3 separate regions of the Homo sapiens genome follow, and all the other regions are linked to region 1. A link is an interaction called in ENCODE POLR2A ChIA-PET data of the cell type or tissue named here. Cell type or tissue: CD4-positive, alpha-beta T cell. All regions are shown on one strand. Links, peaks and the distances in the headings refer to the core of each region. The heading gives the core; the rest is flanking DNA. Region 1 overlaps STARD3NL (STARD3 N-terminal like). Region 2 overlaps TRG-AS1 (T cell receptor gamma locus antisense RNA 1). Region 3 overlaps TRG-AS1 (T cell receptor gamma locus antisense RNA 1).

Region 1 (5,000 bases), core at 1-5,000:
CATGTCCCCTTACTTGATTTTTTAAAAGTATTATGCTCCATAGTTTCATTTGTCGAATTTTGAGCTCGATAATACAAGATTTATTTTGACAGTAGCATTGGGAGAGGACAGAAAGTTGTATCAGGTTTGAGTCTAGTACTGTCCTTATTTCATTATCTATTCATGTTAAAAATATATTTAAATTGATAAAAGTGCAGAATCTTTAAATGCCAGGAGAAATAAAAATGAGAAACCACAGAGAATGTTTACACTTCTATCCTGTGTCATGCTAATGGCCATCATTGACGTTTGCCCGGATGTCGGGGAGTCTTGGCCTTCCAAGACCTAAGACAGTGGAGCGTGATCAGAAAGTAAGGTAGTCCTGGATAAAGGTGAATTGCCTTCTTTAAAAATATACTTTTGTATGATGGAAGACTTTATCTTAGAAGGGAAAAAATAATTTTCTTAACATTTTAATTTTCCCAACTATGAACTACAGAAGCCATTATTTTTCACTATACATTTATATCTGTTGAGTGAATGAATTCAGAGTTGAGGAATTGGAGAGTGCCATCTAGCCCTTTTCTATTAAAATTATGAGAGTTCTTTTCTTCGCACTTTAGCATTTCTGGGTTCTGAGAAGATAGGCAGGAAAGTTGGATAGGAAATCTTACCTTGTTTTATTTCCACACATAAACCTCTCCTTGTTTTTGCTTCTTACTCTCCTTTCTAGGTGAATGGAGGCATTGAGAACACATTAGAGAAGGAGGTGATGCAGTATGACTACTATTCTTCATATTTTGATATATTTGTAAGTATTTTTTATGTTTCATTTCAGATGTGATAAAACTGACCCAAAAGGCAGATTTCCTCTAAATAGACTTCAAATTCCATGCCCTTTTTTCCTCTTTTGAACACTGACCATATTTTCCTTTTCTTTTAATTCCCCACCCATTCAATGTTCTCTCTCTCTAAATAAGGAATTGTGTCATCATCTCAAGGAAATAAAAGATTAATGACAGATAAGGGAGGGCAACAGAAGGAGCCATTCCTATTTTCTTGTTGGAGAGCCTTTATTCTTTCAAATGGCTCAAATAGAACCCATTGACATATCTAGTCACTGAAAGGAAAATTCACCTATTTGTATAATAAGATGATGAAAATGACATCTTTTTTTTCTTGCCTTGTTTTTTCTTTCATAATGGGAGATTAATGTGAGACCTAATTTGCTATTACATTAAGTTGTAGAGCAGGGATTCCCAAATGCTGGTCTACAGACCAGTGCCAGTCCCTGGTAGTCTCCAGCTAAATCACAGTAATGAAGACAGTCTGGTGAGTTTTTCATAAAGCTGTGTCATTTTTGTATATATTTTTTAAAACATCCCTTTATTTTCTTACTTTCAGCTTCTGGCAGTTTTTCGATTTAAAGTGTTAATACTTGCATATGCTGTGTGCAGACTGCGCCATTGGTGGGCAATAGCGGTGAGTATGCCCTGCATGAGTGGGTCATCTCCTCCAGTGCTGGTGGCCAAGTCCTGCTCTCAACAGGCCTGGGCTGGGAGAAGATACAGTTCTAATGCAGGTGGAATCCCACCAGCTTTCCTGAGTCCCGTTTCCTCCATACTTAAGTAGGTTTAATACTCCAGGGCTTCTTTCCAATGTTAATGAGTAACTAGATTTGTCTCTTGGTGCTGAGCCAAATGAGGAATCTAGAAGCCCAACAGTGATTATTGGCCAAGCACCAAGCCACCCTCTACCTCATTTTGCAAATAAGAGATGAGAGGAGACCTCTGTCACAGAGATATTTGGAAAATGTCTTATTTGGTTGAAACTGCTTAGTGATTGTTTTCATGACATGGTCTGTACTTATTTAGGTAATTGCCTTACCCCCTCCTTTCTTCCCCACAACCCCCTGTCTTGGAGGGAAAAGCTCTCAGTCTCTCTGTTGTTGCCTTGGACTTCTCAAGGACAAGGACTTTTTTACTCCTCTGTTTCCTGGCATCTAGCACAGAGAGCTTTGGTATTCTTAATAAGTATTTAGAGATTGATAGAATTACTAGCAGTTCTGCCTGACAGATGTCTGAATATTTGCCTTTTGTAAAGCTTTAATAAGTCAGTTCTATGGGAAGAAAATGTGGAGCTCCTCAGACTAGAGAGAGCTGCTCAGAAATAACCTGCAGTTCTGCAATTAGAGGGTGAGAGCTCGGGTCTGGGTGGCCCAGGCCTGGGTTTCTCCAGCTGGGAATAGGACTTGTGCTGCCCTCCTGAGTCCACTAGGGGGCGATGTCTGTCTGGGCCATGTCTTCTGAGCATTCTCAGAATCACGGGGCAGCGGTCAGACCATCTGTTAATCCGGAAGCTCTCATTTCATGGATATAGGCTGACAGTCTTGGCCAGACTTGACTCCCTTTCCTGAATACTCTTTTGCTGATATCATCATAGCTTTTGATGATTGTACCCTCCCATTTTTCTGCATTTTCTACAACAGATCCCTTTGGGATGTTGTATTCCTGAGTCCCCATATGTATGCTAGTATTTGTCAGACTATCCCTCTCAATGTTTGTTTTAGAAAAGTGTTTGACATATAGATATTCAGTGAGAGCTGTAAGACAGTATCTTCAATATCTGCTTTCAGATTATCTGAAGAATAAGTCTAATTTAGCAAATCATTTTATTGCTTCTGATTCTTGTTTTAAAAAACATTTGCAGAGAAGAGTCTAGAAGCTGGAAGGAGGAGAAGTCAGCTGGTATTTAAAGAGTGCTTAGTGTGAGCCTGTAAAGTTAATTAGTGTCAGAATATAAAATGCTAAACTGCCTCCTCTCCCAAGCAGCTCTGTGTGTGTGTGTGTGTGTGTGTGTGAGTGTGTGTGTGTGTGTGTCTGCAACTTTGTTAATACTTATTGAGCAAGATACTTGGTGTTCCCTGTCCTCCTTCTGTCAGTCAAGCTACTATTGGTATTCATTTTGGTCAGGTTTCACCATGCTAAAAATATTAGTTGAAGGAACAGTGACAAGGCTCAGGTATTATGGTATCTCTGGACTTCACAACCCCTGGCGAGAGCCCTACCTATGCACTTTACCAGTCTCTTCATGTGCTTGTAGAGGCTTTGGAATTGTACCTTCTGGTGGATCAAACTTAGTTACCTAGCACACCAGCCTGCTGAAATGTGGGAGAATAAACCACACACAGTCATTTAGGGATTGTGTCACATGTAGAAGCCCATTTTGCCCCAGTGTGGGTCTAGGGGAGAGAGACTGAGTGATATGGGAAGGAGCCAGGCTAGGCACAGGTTTTTCAGGCCTTGCCTGCTCCTGGCTCAGACGGGTCTCTTGTGAAGAGGGAGGTACCTTCACAGTGTGAGATGCCTAGTGTGAACAGTGCTGGATTATGTGTCTTGCAGTTGACAACGGCAGTGACCAGTGCCTTTTTACTAGCAAAAGTGATCCTTTCGAAGGTATGGCCTACCACTTTTTCTATACAGTTACCATCTTCAGTGATGAAGCCTCGTTTTTCAGTGTGAGTTTGTGGTAACTGCATTTCCCTTTCCTGGTCGTATTTTCCAGCTTTTCTCTCAAGGGGCTTTTGGCTATGTGCTGCCCATCATTTCATTCATCCTTGCCTGGATTGAGACGTGGTTCCTGGATTTCAAAGTGTTACCTCAAGAAGCAGAAGAAGAAAACAGTAAGTTCCTCTCAAAGTCAGCCTCCTGAGGCGGACTGGATACCAAGCTGGGAGGAAGAGATGTGGTTTCTTGGTGTGAATGGGGCTGCAAATGGGTAGAGTTAGGCAGTGGTGGGGTCTTCATTCTTTAGTGGCTACAGCAGAAATCGAGAGAAGGGTTGGGTGGATGAAAGGGTAAGTAACAGAAAGCAGCTCCTCTCTCCAGCTATCAGGCCAGGCTTCCCCTGGAAGAAAATGTGAACACTGGTGAAAAGGGCATTCAAGCAATAACAAAAAATAGCCAGCACTTTTTTCTCCCCAGACAGGTTGTTCTTTTCTCCCTGTTAGCAATAGACAGGACAGTAAGCATTTTGTGCATGTAAACAGAACTGTGCTGTTTAGGGTCAGAGAAAATAAAACCAATTTTAAGTGAGTGGAAGCAACTATTCTAAATACAAGCCAGTGATTCTCCAAAGTCTCCCATTGTGATCCATACAGCAGTTGGTGGCTTCAGATGGGCCTCTGTTAGAACAGTTAAATGCCTAGGGCTGGGGACCATTGGTGGGTTTAGGATGAAGATTATTCACAGGAGGATGACAGCAAGCCAGAGCGACGCTCAGCCTTTCACCATCCTCTGAGTAGCTGAGTCATAGCTAACAAGGTGTACTCATGAATCCTGCCAAAGCTGCTATAATCTCATCATGGCTTTCAATATCCCAGAATATTCACTAGGAAGGCCAAATGATTGATTAAGCTTTATGGTAAATTACCAAGCTGAAATTCTTCTCCACATAATGTCCTTAATGGAAGCCCACATGCCCCACCCACCCATCTTAAAGGTGAAACGATCAAAGCTCATTTCAGACACCCATGCAGTTTCAAGACATGCTGTTTTTATGCCTCTGCTGGCCATCTGGCTCAATTTGCCCTGCCTCATAGGAAAAAAAAAGTATCTTATAGAAAGTTAAGCATGATTATAACTTCAAAAAACAGCAGGATGCAAAATAATCTTGCAAGTGGTTTTATTTTGGAAAATCTCATTTACATAGAAGAAATATATAAGAAAAGGATAATTCAAGAGTAGATTTTAAAAACCCATTAATCAGACTGAGTTGTACCTTCTATCCTGTGCCGTCTATTCCTTTGTGAAAGTGTATCTTGGAGAAGTTATAAGTAAAGCTAATGAAAGTCTTTTTTAATTGTATATAAATATAAAACTGAACTTTGTTGAAAACATATGAACTATTACTATGACTGAGGCTTGAATGGTTATAGGATTAAACCACATTCAAAGTGACTAATAAAGCAGAACACACAATTAATGAAAATTTTAAATTAGCACTTATTTTCATTGTCAGTA
Region 2 (5,808 bases), core at 617-5,616, 160 kb after region 1:
GTATAAATACATTTATGTATATTTTTACAATATATAAATATGCATATTTCTTTGTTTTTTCTCTTTATATATATTTTTCTATCTCAATATTTACCATTATTTCTGTATATTTATCTCTATCTTCCTAACACTGCCGCACTCTGTGTGTCCACGTGTATGCTTCTGTCTCCACAGGTCTATCGTTCTCTCTCTCTCCCTATCTCTCCCCCTAACTCCAGTTCTCTCTTCTTGTATCTTTCCCTATTTCTCTGTCTCTCTCCATCACTGTCCCTGTCCCTGTCGCTATATTTATATCACAGTTTCTCTCTCTTCTCTGTTGTTTTCTCTCTCTCCATCTTCCCTCCCTCTCTCGCTGTCTCTCTGTCCCTTTGTCTCTCACCCTCTCTCTGTGTTTTGTATTTCTTTCTCTGTTTTCTCTCTCTCTCCCCCGCCATGATAGAGAACTATACCTCTCCACGTGTCTCTGTCTCTTGCTCTTTTTGCTTGTATGGCCACTGTCCTAGTCATTTTCTTTCCTTCTCACTTCCACTCTGCTCTCTGTCCCTCTTCAACTTTCTACTTTCTGTTGCCGTCACTGTCTCTATATCATGCCCTCTCCCTCTTCATATGAACACTCTGTCCCCTCTTGTGTCTCTCCTTTTGTCTCTATCAAGTCCTCCTTGCCAGTCTTCTGGGGTCCTGAGGGTGTGATCTGCTCACTATGGTGGGAGAGAGGTGCAAACTCACAGATGTAAATGTTCTTCTGCTTCTCCTCGTAATTGTACCTTTACATATCAAGAGGTCAGCATTATGATGATGATGATAGAAGAATTGTTTAAAAAAATAGCACTGCCTTGGGGAGAAAGTTCTAGTGCGCAGACAATTGCTTGTATTTCTATTTCAGTCTGCTGTGAGATGTTCCCTAGCAACACTATGGGAAACAATCTGCTTACCATGAATTATTAGAATTTCCTCACCTCTAAATGGTTGTCTGGGCTCTCTGTATCACTTTGTGACCGCAGTGACGCAGGTCAATAGTGTTTTCAATGAGCTTAAGGGGGCACACACCTCAGTATCAAGAGCACACAGCACAAGGCCTGGAACGTAGTAGGCATTTAATGTGTATCAATGAGGCTGGGCACGGTGGCTCATGCCTGTAATCCCGGCACTGTGGGAGGCCGAGGCAGGCAGATCAGTTAAGCCCAGGAGTTCCAGACCAGCCTGAGCAACATGGTGAAACCCAGTCTCCACAAAAAATACAAAAATTTAGCTGCACGTGATGGCACACGCCTGTAGTCCCAACTACTTGGGAGGCTGAGGTGGGAGGATCCCTTGAGTCTGGGAGGTCAAGTCTGTAGTGAGCTGTGATCGTGCCACCGCACTCCAGCCTGGGCAACAGAGTGAGACCCTGTATCAAATATATGTATATTTGGATGGGATAAATGATCAGGTGTGTAGTTTAGAAGGCTATTATAAGGGTGTCAATAAGGCTGAATTATATAACATATATTCTTTCCATAGAAAATTAAAAGGAAAAATGAAAAATTCTGCAAAGAACAGGGTTTGTATATGCTCAGTCTGGGCTGGGGCATAGATGGGAATGAGTAACTCATGCACATCATCACTGATCATCCCGGGCTAAAATAGGAGTGGACAATGGAGAAGATACGAAGCCAGAGTGGATGGATGAAGGGTCCCCAGTTTACGTTCCTGTGTCCTGTGCTGCTCACTGGCCGCTGCATGTTCCCAGAAGACAGCAGCATCTCCTGCCAGTGCTGTGGCCAGGCGGTGTCAGGCATCGTTTCCAGGGAAGTTAAGTGTGTCCCAGAAACCTCAGCCAAAGCTTCACTTCCTGCCTGCTCTTCTTACAGGCCCTGTGGCTGCCTGGTGCCCTGGGAATGGTCCGGTCATGGGCCTCAGCCCAGGATGAGCAGCCAACAATGCAATCCCACGAAGAGTGTGCGGAAGGGAGAGGTTACTTCTCAAGATGGAGCTGCCAAATAGGGACACTTTGGAGAGTCTGGCCTGAGAACTTTTAGTTTCAAGAATGTATTGCTTTGGAAAAGACAGAATAAAAGTCCAAGCACTGCCACTTAGAGGTTGTATGTCCTTGGGAAAGTCACTGTACTTGGCAATTATAACCTTTACCCTGGATACACCATTCATCTCCTGGGGCCAGGGGTTGTGCCACCTTGTTCATTTCTAAACTAAATGATATCTAAGCTAGTCTTTACCACAGTTTAATTCTTACAATAATACTCCAAAGGAGATATAATCAACCACATTTCACAGATGAGAGAGTTGGAATCTTAAAAAGGTTAAACTCTTCGAGGTCATTTGACGAATAAATAATGGAGCCTGGATTTCAACTGAAGTCTAACAAATTCCAAAATCCTGGCTACCGGCCATTTATATTCGTGTGTGTGTGTATATATATATATATAAATTATATAACATATATACATATATCATATGTATATATATTATATATATTTCTTTTTAAGTTATAAAGTATAAGAGACCATGAAGAAAATTTCAGAAAGATTTTAGAAACTCAAGGGTCACTCTCAGCTGCCAGTAAGAAAACAACCTAAGATACTGTTGAATAGTATTCATTCAGTTAATTATGGTGGACCTCAAAAAGTCATAGGAATTTCCTCTAGCACTGTTAAGTAAATAGTTAATGGCCTTTTATTAAAAGACTAATTTTTAAAGTCATAGCAGAAATTCTTGATCCATTAAATGATAGCAAATACCCTTTGAGTGTCAAACATTGTATATATTTATTCTTTTCTTGCAAGCAGAAAATAGGTGTTACTTATCCCCATTTTTCAGATGAAATTGAAGCTTACAGAGAGGTTAAATAACTCCTCGAGGTCACCTAGCTAATAAACAGCACACCAAGAATTTGAACCAAACAGACAAGTCTCCAGAGCCTGTACCATAAGGGAACTGCTTGGCTGTTTATGATTCAGGGATTAATTTCTGTCTTCATGAAGCTGCTGCATTTTGATACAAAATGTTATATTTCCGATTTGATTTCAACTCCCAGCTTCATGCTTTAAAAGAAGTAGTGTTTTGACTGCATTTAGTTATTTGTACAAACCTGTAGCACCCCCTCCTGGCCATTCGAGGTATACCATACATGTTATATTACCCCAATATTAGACCCCAACGAATGGCAAAGACTTCGTATAACGAATGGAAAGGTCCCCAAATGCAAGGCAGGTTCCAACTGCACACCTTATGTGCTTGATAGTTTTAGGCAAGAGACTCCTTCTTGCAGGGCTGTCATTTCCCCCGCCTCAAAATCAGAGGAGTGGGTGATGTTTTTGGTCTCTTCTAGTTCTAATTGTGATTCTGAATTGAATTGATAAACTGGATATTGAAGGAATAGGTGTGGTGAAATGAAAAATGGAAGCTTCTAGTTTTTATTTTGATCCAACAATAATGCATGTTATTTGCTTCCTCTTGACTCAACATTGCTCTAGGAAAAGCCTATTCTATATAGACTCCTTAACAAAAACATTGATTCCTAAAGGTCTTCTGAATGTTTGGATAGCCAATGGCTTTGCAGCCCAGCCTGGCCACTACATGAGGCCGATGACTTTAACAAACTTATTTCAGGCCAGTGTAAATGCAGTGTTCAAAAATCCCACCTAAGAAGGATGGGAACACGGAGGTTTGTGTAGGTAACATGCAGGTGTGTGCACATGTACCCAAGAATGCACACACACATACATGGACACAACTGCAATTGATACAAAAGGCTGAACTGTGCTGATTCTTACAGGTACTTGGTTCTGGCCCAGTCTGGAAAAAAAGAAAAGATCCTTAGTCTAAACATGCATACAAAATAGAATTCCCACCATGCTTTGATGTTATCTATTTATAATTTTCAATGTTTCAATGTTTTGTGGTCTTAAAAATTACAAGGATTATTATCAATAATCCTTGTACCTAATGTGCCTTGACTCTGAAGGACATGGTAACTGCCTGTGGTTTAGAAAATGTTTTGGCTAAAAGACAAGTTCTCCTCCCTCCTCTCATTTTTATATCACAGAGCTGCACGGGGGCTTGGATCAATGCCTGAATCCAGTGTTCCTGAGTGCAGAGCATCTTTGCTCTGGGTGAGCTTTGACCATCCTGGAGAAGAAGGCTGCTGCGGGGGTGGGACAAAGCCAAGACCAATGCCCAGCGGCCAAGGCCAGCCAGATGGCTCTGTGCTGGCAGCCAGTGTACACGGATTTTACCTGAAGGAAAATGTCACATTTTCCACAGACAACTGAAGAAAGAGAGCTCTTTGGATTACCCTAATTGTGATTTACTCATTGGAACCACTGTTTTGGATTGTCCAAAATTAAGTCTCAAAGCTTAAATATGAGGCTTCAGGGAGTTATCCTGAAATCAGTGCTTGGTATCTTCTTGTTTTTTGCTTGTTTTTTAAAACCTTAATTCTCATATTTTTCTGTCATATTTCTCAGTGCCTGGTACATTATCACCATTAATCCATGCCAGTTATGTACAGTTTTGCATGTTTGTTTTTTATTTTACTCTTTTCTCTCCTTCATTCCCTATTCCTGTTCCCCCATAGGTGCCCAGTCTAATGTATTTGATATCTGTCCTTAGAGCCTCCGTATCTGTGAAGACTAGAGTCATGCACTTCATCACATTTCAGTAACGATGGGCCGCATGTACCACAGTCCCATGAGATGATAGAGGTGCAGAAAAATTCCTGTCATCTAGTGACATCGTAGCCATCATAACATCACAACACGACTCTCATTTGTGGTGACCCTGGTGTACACAAACCTACTGTACTGCCAGTTGTATAAAAGTCTAGCACATCCAGCTACGCACAGTACATACTTGAAAATTATAATAAATGACCATGTTACTGGTTTATGTAATTACTATATTATACTTTTTAATCATTATTTTAGAGTGTACAACTTCTACTTGTAAAAAAAAAAAAAGTTAACTGTAAAACAGCCTCAGGCAGGCCCTTCAGTAGGAATTCCAGAAGAAGGCACTGTTGTCCTAGGAGATGACAGCTCCATGTGTGTTACTGCCCTGATGACCCTCCGTGGGTACAAGATGTGGAGCTGGACTACAGTGATATTGAAGATCTCGACCCTGTAGGCCTAGGCTAATGTGTGGCTGTGTCTTGATTTTTAGCAAAAATGTTTTAAAAGTGAAAATGTTAAAAATAGAAAACAGTTTATAGAATAAGGATATAAAGAAAATATTTTGTACAGCTGTATAATTTTTTTTTGTTTTTCTTTTCCTTTTTCTTTTTTTTTTTTGAGACGGAGTCTTGCTCTGTCGCCCAGCTGGAGTGCAGTGGTGTGATCTCGGCTCACTGCAACCTCTGCCTCCTGGGGTCAAGCGACTCTTCTGCCTCAGCCTCCTGAGTGGCTGGGACTACCGGCAAGTGCCACCATGCCTGGCTAATTTTTGTATTTTTTGTGGAGATTTTCACCATCTTGGCCAGGCTGGTCTTGAACTCCTGACCTGGTGATCCACCCGCCTTGGCCTCCCAAAGTGGTGGGGTTACAGGCGTGAACTACAGGGCCTGGCCTGTTTGTGTTTTAAGCTAAGTGTTGTTAGGAGTCAAAAAGTTAAAAAATAAAAGTTGCTAAAGTAAAAAAGTTACAGTCAGCAAAAGCTAATTTATTAATGAAGAAAGAAATGTATGTTTTGATCAATTTAGTGTAGCCTAAGTGTCCAGTGTTTATAGTCTACAGGAGTGTACAGGAACGTCCTAGGTCTTCACATCCTCTCACCACTCACTCATTGACTCACTCACCCAGAGTAGCTTCCAGACCT
Region 3 (10,504 bases), core at 5,105-10,104, 150 kb after region 1:
ACCATATGGAAACAAATATTATTGCATTTCGTTCTTACCAGATATAGATAGTGATTTAGTTGTAATAAAAACAAAATCATTACACTTAAACAATGATGAATTGCATAGAAATTCTAGGTGAGATTGGCCTTTCTAAGCTTGACATCAAACTAGACACCCTAGAAAAACTGATAGATTTTAATGCTTTTTTTTTCAAAGTTCAATTCACCAAAAGATGCCAAATGTAAATAACAACAAATGAGGAGAAATATCTTCAACACATTGGATAAAGGGTCAGTATCTTTAAAATAGTGTATATTAACTCTTACAAACTAATAAGAAAAAATTAATCCTCCAAGAGAGGAATAGGCAAAGAGTATGACAAGGCAATTCACAAAAGAAGAACTATAAATGACCTATAAAGTTGTGAAATAATGTTAGTACTCCCAAAGATGAGGGAATGCAAACTGAATTTACAAATCTCGTTTTCAGAATCACAGAGCTTGGATTGCAATCATTATCAAGTTAAAGTATATGACTCAGGGAATGTTAATTAACCCCCTCAATTTCTAATGTTACATTCAACAGTACTTTAAACCCTAATGAAATTTCTGTGTAGATTAAATAAAATATGCATGTAATGTGCTTAGTACATTAACTACCAGAATGTCAGTACCCATATGTAGCATCAATATTATTATTATCGTTATTCATTTTTTTGAGACAGAGTCTCACTCTGTTGCCCAAACTGGACTGCAGTAGTGTGATATTAGCTCACTGAAAACTCCACCTACCAGGCTCTACAGATTCTCCTGCTTCAGCATTCAAGTAGCTGGGATTACATGTGTGCGCCACTATAGCCAGCTAATTTTTTGTATTTTTAGTAGAGACAGGGTTTCACCATGTTGGCTAAGCTGGTCGCAATCTCCCGGCCTAAGTGATCCTAACGACTGGACTGCCCAAATGCTGGGATTACAGGCATGAACCACCGGGCCTGGCCAGTATTATTATTACTAATACAGTAATTATTGTATAAAAATTCCTGATAGATCAATGATGCCATCATTAAATAATGAATGCATAAAAACATTCAAATAAATGATATGGACGTCTTTATGCATACTTATGAAGTATGTGCACCTTTAGAAGTAAGACACACAGTCCAGACACAGGAAAATATAAGATTGATTAAAATATATAGAAACTGAATATCAGAAAGAAAATATAAATATGGCATTGAAATAGAAACAATACATACTCCGCTATGACAAACAGTGAAAAAACTCAAGTGAACTGCCAAAAATATTGTTACCTATAGTGTCAGGGAGAAAAGAAGAATGAGAAGTCTACAATGGAAGCTAAAATCTTCAAATGCATCATCTTTTATAATTTTGACTTCACTTCCATGTAAATGTTTTATATATACAAAACAGATATGAAACAAAACAAAGTAATACAACAAATTTCCAAAATGTAAAAAAGAAAACTGAACAATTAAAGTAGCTATATCAATGTTGACATGAACACATAGAGAAAAATTATTTCAAATGATTTTGTGGAAAAAGTATTCTGATTATGTACCCAAAAAGGAAAGCAAGAGAAAAGCAAAGAAGGAAGGAAGGAAAACGAAGGAGAATGGATGGAAGGAAAGAAGAGAGGAAGGGAGGGAAGGAGAGAGGGAGAGAGGGAGGGAAGGACGGAGGGAGCGATGGAGCGAGGGAGGAAGGGAGAGAGAAAAATAATAAAAGCAAGCAAAGAATTAAGAAAAAAGAGAGAGAGAATAAAAGGGAGGGCAGAGGGAGAGAATGTTCAACTGCATACCTAGGCCTGGTGTTTCAGTGGTCATTATAGTATTGCTTATATTGTTATAGACATAAGGAATAAGCACCAGTCTCAGCTGCGGTTTCTGGATCATGATGGGATACACAATTTAGTATAAATTCCCTTCCCATTTGTTGTCCAAAATATCTTGCTTTACAGCTGGACCCTAGGGGTACCCATTTGTCCTAGGAAGCAGAGTGAGTGGGCCTCCCCCATGTCCTAGGAGAGCTAAGAGAACCTTGCTCTCAGCCAGGCTGCTTCTCTGAGGCTTAGCTGAGATGGCGGCTTGGTCTTCAGGAAAGTCCTGGGGGAGGGTGGGGAACAGGGTGCAGCTGCTGCCAGGGGAGTGTAATATTGCAGGGGAGATCAGGAGTTAAGCAATGTTTCTCTTGTTCAGCACACGGTAAATTTGGTGGCAGGAAATGAGAGGGGGCGGCTCTATCTTGTGTACCAGAAGCAGCCACAAGGCAGATTTTCAGTGTGGTGTAGGGCGGATCTGAATCACTGTGCCCGTCCCAGGTGGCACAGTAATAGACCCCAAAGTCATTTTCAATTAGATTTCGCAGTATCAATCTCAAGTTGTTCCTTGTGCTTGCGTAAGTATAATACTTCCCTGGACTGACTCCTGATTCCAACACAACCTTGGAGTTGTAGGAGTCATAGTACTGAAGACGCTGTGGGGCCTTCCCCTCCTGGTGTAGGTACCAGTGGATGTAGCCGTTACTTCCTTCAGCAAGATCACAAGTGATTTCAGCAGATGACCCAGTCTGCCTGATGACTGACTTCGTTCTCCCTTCCAAGTTGGAAGATTTCTGACTGGCTGCAATGGGAACAACACAAAATATAATGAGGAATTCCTTAGTATGGTACTCCTTGCAAAAGAAGAAAATAAAACAAAACCCGTGATCCTCTCTGTAGGCAGCGCACTCACCAGGAGACAGGAAAGCTAGAAGCACCGCTAGGGCCCACTGCATGCCTTCCTCTCTGGGGCCTTGGAAGGAAAGGGACCAGATGAAGAGGAGCAGAAGATCCTCTTAAAACTCAGGTTCCACTCAACAAGGAAGTGATCCCTAGCACAGAAGACAGTAGGAGGAGGTGGTCTTCCTGAGACACAAGCAGAGGGAAGTGACTGAGGATCTGTCTAAGAGGACTCCCAAGCCTTCCTCCCTCCCAGAAGGGTTGGTGCCTGGGAGGACCTGCAGAGGAGCCCCTGCCTCTCTGCTCAGGTCCGTTCTCCGGCGCCCTCTTGTGGCAGCTGAGAGCAGGCCCTCTGCAGAAGAGAGCCAGGGGCAAGGAGAGCTCAGGCCTGCAGCAGAGGGAGTGCAGAGGTGGGGGAAGCAGACCCTGGAGTCAGCAGGCCCAGCCCTAGGAGGGGGCAGTCCCACAGCAGGCTCACACCCTGCCCTTCAGAGTTGCAGCAGCTAATGCTGATGCCAGGACCTTGTCCTGCCAGGAAGTCTCTGATTAGGGAACTGAACCACCTTCCTTTTGGCATCTGCGAGGACACTTGGAGGCACCACGCAAAGCATATGTTTATTGTGGCACTATTCACGATAGCAGAGACTTGGAACCAACCCAAATGTCCATCAATGATAGACTGGATTAAGAAAATGTGGCACATATACACCATGGAATACTATGCGGCCATAAAAAGGGATGCGTTCATGTCCTTTGTAAGGACATGGATGAAGCTGGAAACCATCATTCCGAGCAAACTATTCCAAGGACAGAAATCCAAACAGTGCATGTTCTCACTCGTAGGTGGGAATTGAACAAGGAGAACACTTGGACACAGAGTGGGGGAACATCACACACTGGGGCCTGTAGTGGGGTGGGGGGAGGGGGGAGGGATAGCATTAAGAGATATACCTAATGTAGATGACAAGTTGATGGGTGCAACAAACCAACATGGCACATGTATACATATGTAACAAACCTGCACGTTGTGCATATGTACCCTAGCACTTAAAGTATAATAAATATAAATAAATAAATAAATAATAAAAATGAAAGGACTGAGGATCATGTGTGTTGGTGGGTCTTGGACTCTGCTCTAAGATAAATGGGTGTATGTGGGGTGTGTGTGTGTGTGTGTGTTTGTGTGTGTGTGATCCTGTGGGTGTGATCTCTTTATTAGAGGATTTTTGTTCACTGAAGTAGGAGTGTGAGGTTTTTTTGTTTTTTTTTTCTAAGTAGTTCAGGGTGCCATGTCATGCAATATTTGGAACATACTTAAACTAAAAACTTGTTGTTTATCTGAACTTCCAAATTGTTTGGTATTGTATATTTTATTTGTCAGCCCTACCCTCAGAAAGGGGACTGAGATCTGCAGTACACCTGGATTCACAGATGGAAATATAGGGGACAAAAGTAGTACAGTAATATAATTGTGAAAATTCAGTAAGGCATACACAGATTACCACCACCTGTGTCAGAAGTATATAGAGACACATGTTTGAAAGATGCATAATGAGATGTAGAACAATGTCTCTCTTAATTGTGTTGTTGGCCTAGCTCACAGAGTTCAGTTTTTGCTGTCATCACAGCTGGGAATGAGAAAGGGAGGGGGCTCCGGTTGGTCTCCCTCTGCCTCTGGACCATATGTGCAGGACATGAGGCTTCCACAGGAACAGCTCTGAAAGCTGAATTCTCAGGTCCTTGTGAAGGAGGGAAGCTTGCCTGCCTTGGAGCGTGAAAAAGTCTTGCTGGACAGAAGTCTCACGGTTTAAAAATGGGAAGGGAGAGGATTGAGATCACACTAGCATGCACAGAAAATTCTTAAAACAAAAAGATAATGAGAGAAACTTCATCAGAATGTGAAAAGAACTATAAAGCTACAGTGCTGAAGAGAAGGCAATACTGGCACTAGAATGACAAGATTCATGGAACACAGTGGAAAATCCAGAAAGAAAGCTGCATGTATGTAATATTTTATCATGTGATAAAGTGATATGTTAATATCCACAAGGAAATAGTCAATTATTTCATAAGTTCTCTTTTGGATATTGACTTACCATATGGAAACAAATATTGCTGCATTTCTACCTTACCAGTTACAAATAGTGATTTAGTTGTAATAAAAAGAAAATCATTAGACTTAAATGATGATGAATTGCATAGAAATTCTAGGTGAGATTGGCCTTTCTAAACCTGACATCAAAGTAGACACCATAGAAAAATTGATAGATTTTGTTTTTTTCAAAGTTCAATTCTCCAAAAGGTGCCAAATGTAAATAATAACAAATGAGGAGAAATATCTTCAACACATTGGATAAAGGGTCAGTATCTCTAAAATGGTGTATATTAATTCTTACGAACCAATAAGAAAAAACTAATCCTCCAATAGAAGAATAGGAAAAGAGTGTACAAGGCAATTCTCAAAAGAAGAAATATAAATGAACTGTAAAGTTGTAAAATGATGCTAGTACTCCTACGATGGGGGAATGCAAACCGAATTAACAAATCTCATTTTCTGAACCACAGAGCTTGGATTGCAATCATTATCAAATTAAAGTATATGACTTAGGGAATGTTAATTAACCCCCCAATTTCTAATGTTACATTCAACAGTACTTTAAATCCTTAATGAAGTTTCTGTGTAGATTAAATACAATATGCATGCAATGTGCTTAGTACATTAACTACCAGAATGTCAGTACCCATATTTACCATCAATATTATTATTATTATTAGTCTTTTTGAGACAGAGTCTCACTGTGTTGCCCAAACTGGACTGCAGTAGTGTGATATTAGCTCACTGAAAACTCCACCTTCTAGGCTCAAGAGATTCTCCTGCTTCAGCATCCAAGTAGCTGGGATTACATGTGTGCACCGCCACAGCCAGCTAATTTTTTGTATTTTTAGTAGAGACAGGGTTTCACCATGTTGGCTAAGCTGGTCGCAATCTCCCGGCCTAAGTATTCCTAACGACTGTACTACTCAAATGCTGGGATTACAGGCATGAGCCACCGGGCCTGGCCAGTATTATTATTACTAATACAGTAATTATTGTATAAAAATTCCTGATAGATCAATGATGCCATCATTAAATAATCAACACATAAAAACATTCAAATAAATGATATGGACGTCTTTATGCATACTTATGAAGTATGTGCACCTTTAGAAGTAAGACACACAATCCAGACACGGGAAAATATAAGATTGATTAAAATGTATAAAAACCAAATATAGGAACAAAAATATAAATATGGCATTGAAATAGAATTGATACATACTGCGCTATGACAGAGTGAAAAAGTTCAAGAAAACGGATAAAAATATTGTTACCTATAGTGTCAGGGAGAAAAGAGGAATGAGAAGTCTACAATGGAAGCTAAAATCTTCAAATGTGTCATCTTTTATAATTTTGACTTCAGTTCCAACTAAATGTTTTACGTATACAAAACAAATATGAAACAAAACAAAATAATACACAAATTTCCAAAATATAAAAATGAAACTGAACAATTAAAGCAGCTATATCAATGTTGGCATGAACAAATAGAGAAAAACTATTTCAAATGATTTTGTGGAAAAAGTATTGTGATTATGTACACAAAAAGGAGAGAAAGAGAGAAAAGCAAGGAAGGAAGGAAGGAAAGAAAGGAAGGAGGGTGGGGTGATGGAAGGAAAGGAGGAAGGGAGGGAGGGAGAGAAAATGATAAAAGCAAGCATGGAAGTAAGAAAGGAGAGCGAGAATAAAAGGGAGGGCAGAGAGAGAGAATGTTCAACTGCATATATTGGCCTAGTGTTTTAGTGGTCATTATAGTATTGCTTATATTGTTATAGACATAAGGAATAAGCACCACTCTCAGCTGCGATCTCTGGACCATTATTGGATGTATGATTCAGTATGAATACCCTTCCCATTTTTGTCCAAAATGTCTTGCTTCACAGCTGGACCCTAGCTGTACCTGTCTGTCCTAGGAAGCAGAGTGAGTGGGCCTTCCCCATGTTCTAGGAGAGCTGAGAGAAACTTGCTCTCAGCCAGGCTGCTTAGCTGAGGCTTGGAGGTGGCAGCTTGGTCTTCAGGAAAGTCCTGGGGGAGGGTGGGGAACAGGGTGCAGCTGCTGCCAGGGGAGTGTGATATTGCAGGGGAGATCAGGAGTTAAGCTGTGTTTCTCTTTGTACAGAATACAGTAAATTCAGGGCAGGAAATGAGAGTTGGCTGGTCTATCTTGTGTACCAGAAGCAACCACAGGCAGATTTTCAGTGTCTGAATCACTGTGCCTGTCCCAGGTGGCACAGTAATAGAACCCAGAATCATTTTTAATTAGATTTTGCAGTCTCAAATTCCAATTGCTCCTTGTGCTTCCAGTGTCATACTTTCCTGGAGTGATTCCTGATTCCAGCACAACCCTGGAGTAGTAGGGTTCATAGTACAGAAGACACTGTGGGGCCTTCCCCTCCTGGTGCAGGTACCAGTGGATGTATAAGGTACTTGCTCCAGGAAGATCACAGGTGATTTCAGCAGATGACCCAGTCAGCCTGGTGACTGACTTCGTTCTCCCTTCCAAGTTGGAAGATATCTGACTGGCTGCAATGGGAACAACACAAAATATAATGAGGCATTTCTTAGTATGTCGCTCCTTGCAAAAGAAGAAAATAACAAAACAAAACAAAACCCGTGATCCTCTCTGTAGGCAGCGCACTCACCAGGAGACAGGAAAGCTAGAAGCACCGCTAGGGCCCACCGCATGCCTTCCTCTCTGGGGCCTTGGAAGGAAAGGGACCAGATGAAGAGGAGCAGAAGATCCTCTTAAAACTCAGGCCCCACTCAACAAGGAAGTGATCCCTAGCACAGAAGACAGTAAGAGGAGCTGGTCTTCCTGAGTCACAGGCAGGGAGAAGTGACTGAGGATGTGTCTTAGGGGACTCCCAAGCCTTCCTCCCAGAAGCGGTGGTTCCTGGGAGGACCTGCAGAGGAGCTCCTGCCTCTCTGCTCAGGCCCGTTCTCCATCGCCCTCTTGTGGCAGCTGAGAGCAGGCCCTCTTCAGGAGAGAGCCAGGGGCATGGATTGCTCAGGCCCACAGCAGAGGGAGTGCAGATGTGGGGGAAGCTGACCCTGGCGCTAGCTGGTCATGGCCCTTGGGAGAGGGCAGTCCCACAGCAGGCTCACATCCTGCACTTCAGAGTTTCAGCAGCCAACGCAGCTGCCAGAACCTGGTCCTGCCAGGAAGCTTCTGATTAGGGCCCTGAACCACCTTCCTTTTCACATTTGCAAGTCCACATTTGCAAGTCCACCCAGGGCCATTCTGAGAAGGCTTGAGCCTGCTTTATTAACAGGACTGAGGGTCAGGCATGTTGGTTTGCCTTGGACTCTACTCAAATAAAAACAACGGCAGTGGCTCTCACTAACCATCGGTAGGACATTTTAAGCACCAAAAGAATAACACCTACACAAATTCTTGAAAAACATAATATAGCAAAATAAAGTCTCCTCTGGAGGTTGCTAAGACACCATCTCATTCTGAAAACAGAAAAGAAAATAATCAAGCATTTACCTTGCCATTTCTGTACAAACATTTTAGAATACCACAGAGCTTAAGAATGAAAGTTCTTTTTTTTTTTCTTTAGATAGATAGAGTCTCGCTCTGTGTCTCAGACTGGAGTGCAGTGGCACAATCTCAGCTCACTGCAATCTCCACCTCCGGGGTTCAAGCAATTCTCCTGCCTCAGCCTCCCAAGTAGCTGGGATTACAGGCACGCGCCACCACACCTAGCTAATTTTTATATTTTTCATAGAGATGGGGTTTCACCATGTGGGCCAGGCTGGTCTTGAACTCCTGACCTCAAGTGATCCACCCACCTCGGCCTCCCAATGTGCTGGGATTACAGGTGTGAGCCACTGTGCCTGGCCGAATGAAAGTTCTTTTGTGGAAGTATTACAACCAATAAATTTAGGAGAAATGTTAAAATGAGAATATTAGCATTATGCAACCGTAATGATATGTTGAATTTAGACAACTACCATGAATTGCTTTATAGCTTTCACGTGCCCTGGCTCTATTTCTCTCTCTACTATTCTATTTCTCTATCTCCTGCATTGCTTTCTATCACTATGTCCTTCCATCTCCGTCTTTATGTCCATATTTCTTTTTTCTCTGTCCCGTTTTTGTTCCTCCCTTTACATTTTTCCTTCTATAGCTCCCTCTTACAGCTCTCAGTCTCCTCTATTTTGCTTTAGTGCTCCTGTTTCTTACTCTGTTCATATCTTTATGTTTCTGTCTCTCTATCTGCCTATCTCTATTCATCTCTTTTTCTATTTCTCTATTTGTATCTCTCCTATCTATTTACTTTCTACCTCCTTCTCTCCTCCTCTCTTTCCATTTCTTCCTGTGGTCACTATAGCTCCTTTAAAGTCTTTGTTATTCCAACACCTGTGTCGTGTCAGGATTAGCATCTGTTGTTTGGCTTTTCCGTTTGGAGATGCTAAGATTTTCCTCGTCCTCCACATGCGGAGTAATTTCGGATTAAATCCTGTACACTTTGAATATCATGTTATAGAGCTCTGGGCATTGTTTAAATATTACACAGAATGTGGAGGGGGTTTTTTTGTTAGCAGGCAACTGACGCAGTTAGGGATTACAACTTCCTACTGGTGTTTGGTGGGCAGTTCCAGTCAGTTCCGTTTTCCAGCCTTTGCAGTACTTGTCTTGTCAGACCTGTCCTGTGTGTGCGCCACCCAGTGGCCATTCTAGGACCTGGGCAGTGCCTACTCCTGCTTCGGTTTGCAAGGCCTTTGGCTTTGGAGCTGTTTAGGGTCACGTTTATGCATGCACAGCTAGTGGGTGAGCCCAGGAGTCCAGACATCATTGCATGATGTTTCTTGCTTAATCTTCTTTCTCTCTGCAAGCTCTGCAATACTTTCTAGTTCACAGGAAATGCCCCTCCAGTCGTCTGGCCAGACAGGTGTGGCTTTAGCACACTGCATTTCCCACCATTGTGTCTCCCTCCAGGGCCAAGTGGTGAGAGGATAGAGAACAAAAACCACCAGGATTCTCTCTCAGGGCCACAGCTTCCCTGGTCAGAGAGAAGGATCCCTTTCCTAAGAGCTTTAGGCTCCTGGCTCACCATAGCTGCTGCCACTGCCACTCAGATTGCCTGGGGGCTGCGAGAGAATGGAAAAGGACAAAAAACAGAAAACCAGGGCTCTCTGACCACAGAGAGTCCCCCTTTCTCTCTGTCCTCACCTGGTGTACAGTTCTGCATTTCAGATTATCTTTGTACATATACTCTGATTATCTGAGTACAGGCCAGGGGATAATTGAGGAAAAATAAATAAGAAACTTACTGGGAATTCATAGTGCTTCACTTTCCGATTTCCTTCTCCAGTTGACTTGCTATCATTTATTTTTCAAAGTCCTCAGATTCAGGGTTCATAGTTGCATTTGTGAGCCAGACAAGGCAGTGTGGGCTCACTGCAAATTTTCCAGAAGTGGAACTCATTCTTGATAAGTCAAAGCTCCTTCGATTAAGAGGCGCCGTTTATGCCCCCCGCCTTTTTTTTTTTTTAAATACAAGAAGAACTCATAGGGCTCCAGTTCTGAATTGAGGCTTCAAGTGGCCTGATGTGCTTCTGCTAGCTCTTTGCTTTCTGTCATTGTCATTAGAACAAATCCAGGCTAGCCTGTTGGAGGATGAAACCCTGTGTGTAGTGGAGCTGATTTATTCAGACCCAGGCACTTTGACCAGGCAGTCC

Evidence for each region. ChIA-PET counts read pairs that join two places held together with the same protein. Peaks named below come from ENCODE experiments on the same cell type or tissue, not always from the same donor. Only the 100,000 strongest peaks of a DNase experiment are listed, where the experiment ranks them.
Region 2: POLR2A ChIA-PET joins it to region 1 with 12 read pairs; 7 of 35 experiments call an interaction of 5 or more read pairs at or near these places.
Region 3: POLR2A ChIA-PET joins it to region 1 with 11 read pairs; 7 of 35 experiments call an interaction of 5 or more read pairs at or near these places.

What each region holds. Positions count from the first base shown.
Region 1 is chr7:38,213,645-38,218,644 of GRCh38, forward strand. STARD3NL (STARD3 N-terminal like) reads left to right here. Exons shown (of 9, transcript NM_032016.4): 3 at 713-790; 4 at 1,384-1,461; 5 at 3,381-3,434; 6 at 3,544-3,661. Among named protein-coding and RNA genes, the nearest start is that of STARD3NL, 38 kb to the left of the region's middle. In CD4-positive, alpha-beta T cell, for the core only: CTCF peaks have their summits at 2,273 (motif pointing right) and 2,473; a DNase peak (open chromatin) is centred at 2,277; H3K27ac peaks cover 1,644 bases.
Region 2 is chr7:38,371,515-38,377,322 of GRCh38, forward strand. TRG-AS1 (T cell receptor gamma locus antisense RNA 1) reads left to right here. Exons shown (of 4, transcript NR_040085.2): 4 at 4,043-5,808. Among named protein-coding and RNA genes, the nearest start is that of TRG-AS1, 33 kb to the left of the region's middle. RefSeq lists a silencer at 2,974-3,268. In CD4-positive, alpha-beta T cell, for the core only: CTCF peaks have their summits at 3,080 (motif pointing left) and 3,280; a DNase peak (open chromatin) is centred at 3,097.
Region 3 is chr7:38,360,555-38,371,058 of GRCh38, forward strand. The region is part of intron 3 of TRG-AS1 (T cell receptor gamma locus antisense RNA 1); the gene reads left to right. It also overlaps TRG, TRGV2 and the pseudogene TRGV1. Among named protein-coding and RNA genes, the nearest start is that of TRG-AS1, 24 kb to the left of the region's middle. RefSeq lists enhancers at 2,400-2,449, 2,833-2,932, 7,527-7,616, 9,601-9,650. In CD4-positive, alpha-beta T cell, for the core only: CTCF peaks have their summits at 7,800 (motif pointing left), 8,000, 9,487 (motif pointing left) and 9,686; DNase peaks (open chromatin) are centred at 6,987, 7,747 and 9,467; H3K4me3 peaks cover 445 bases; H3K27ac peaks cover 2,567 bases.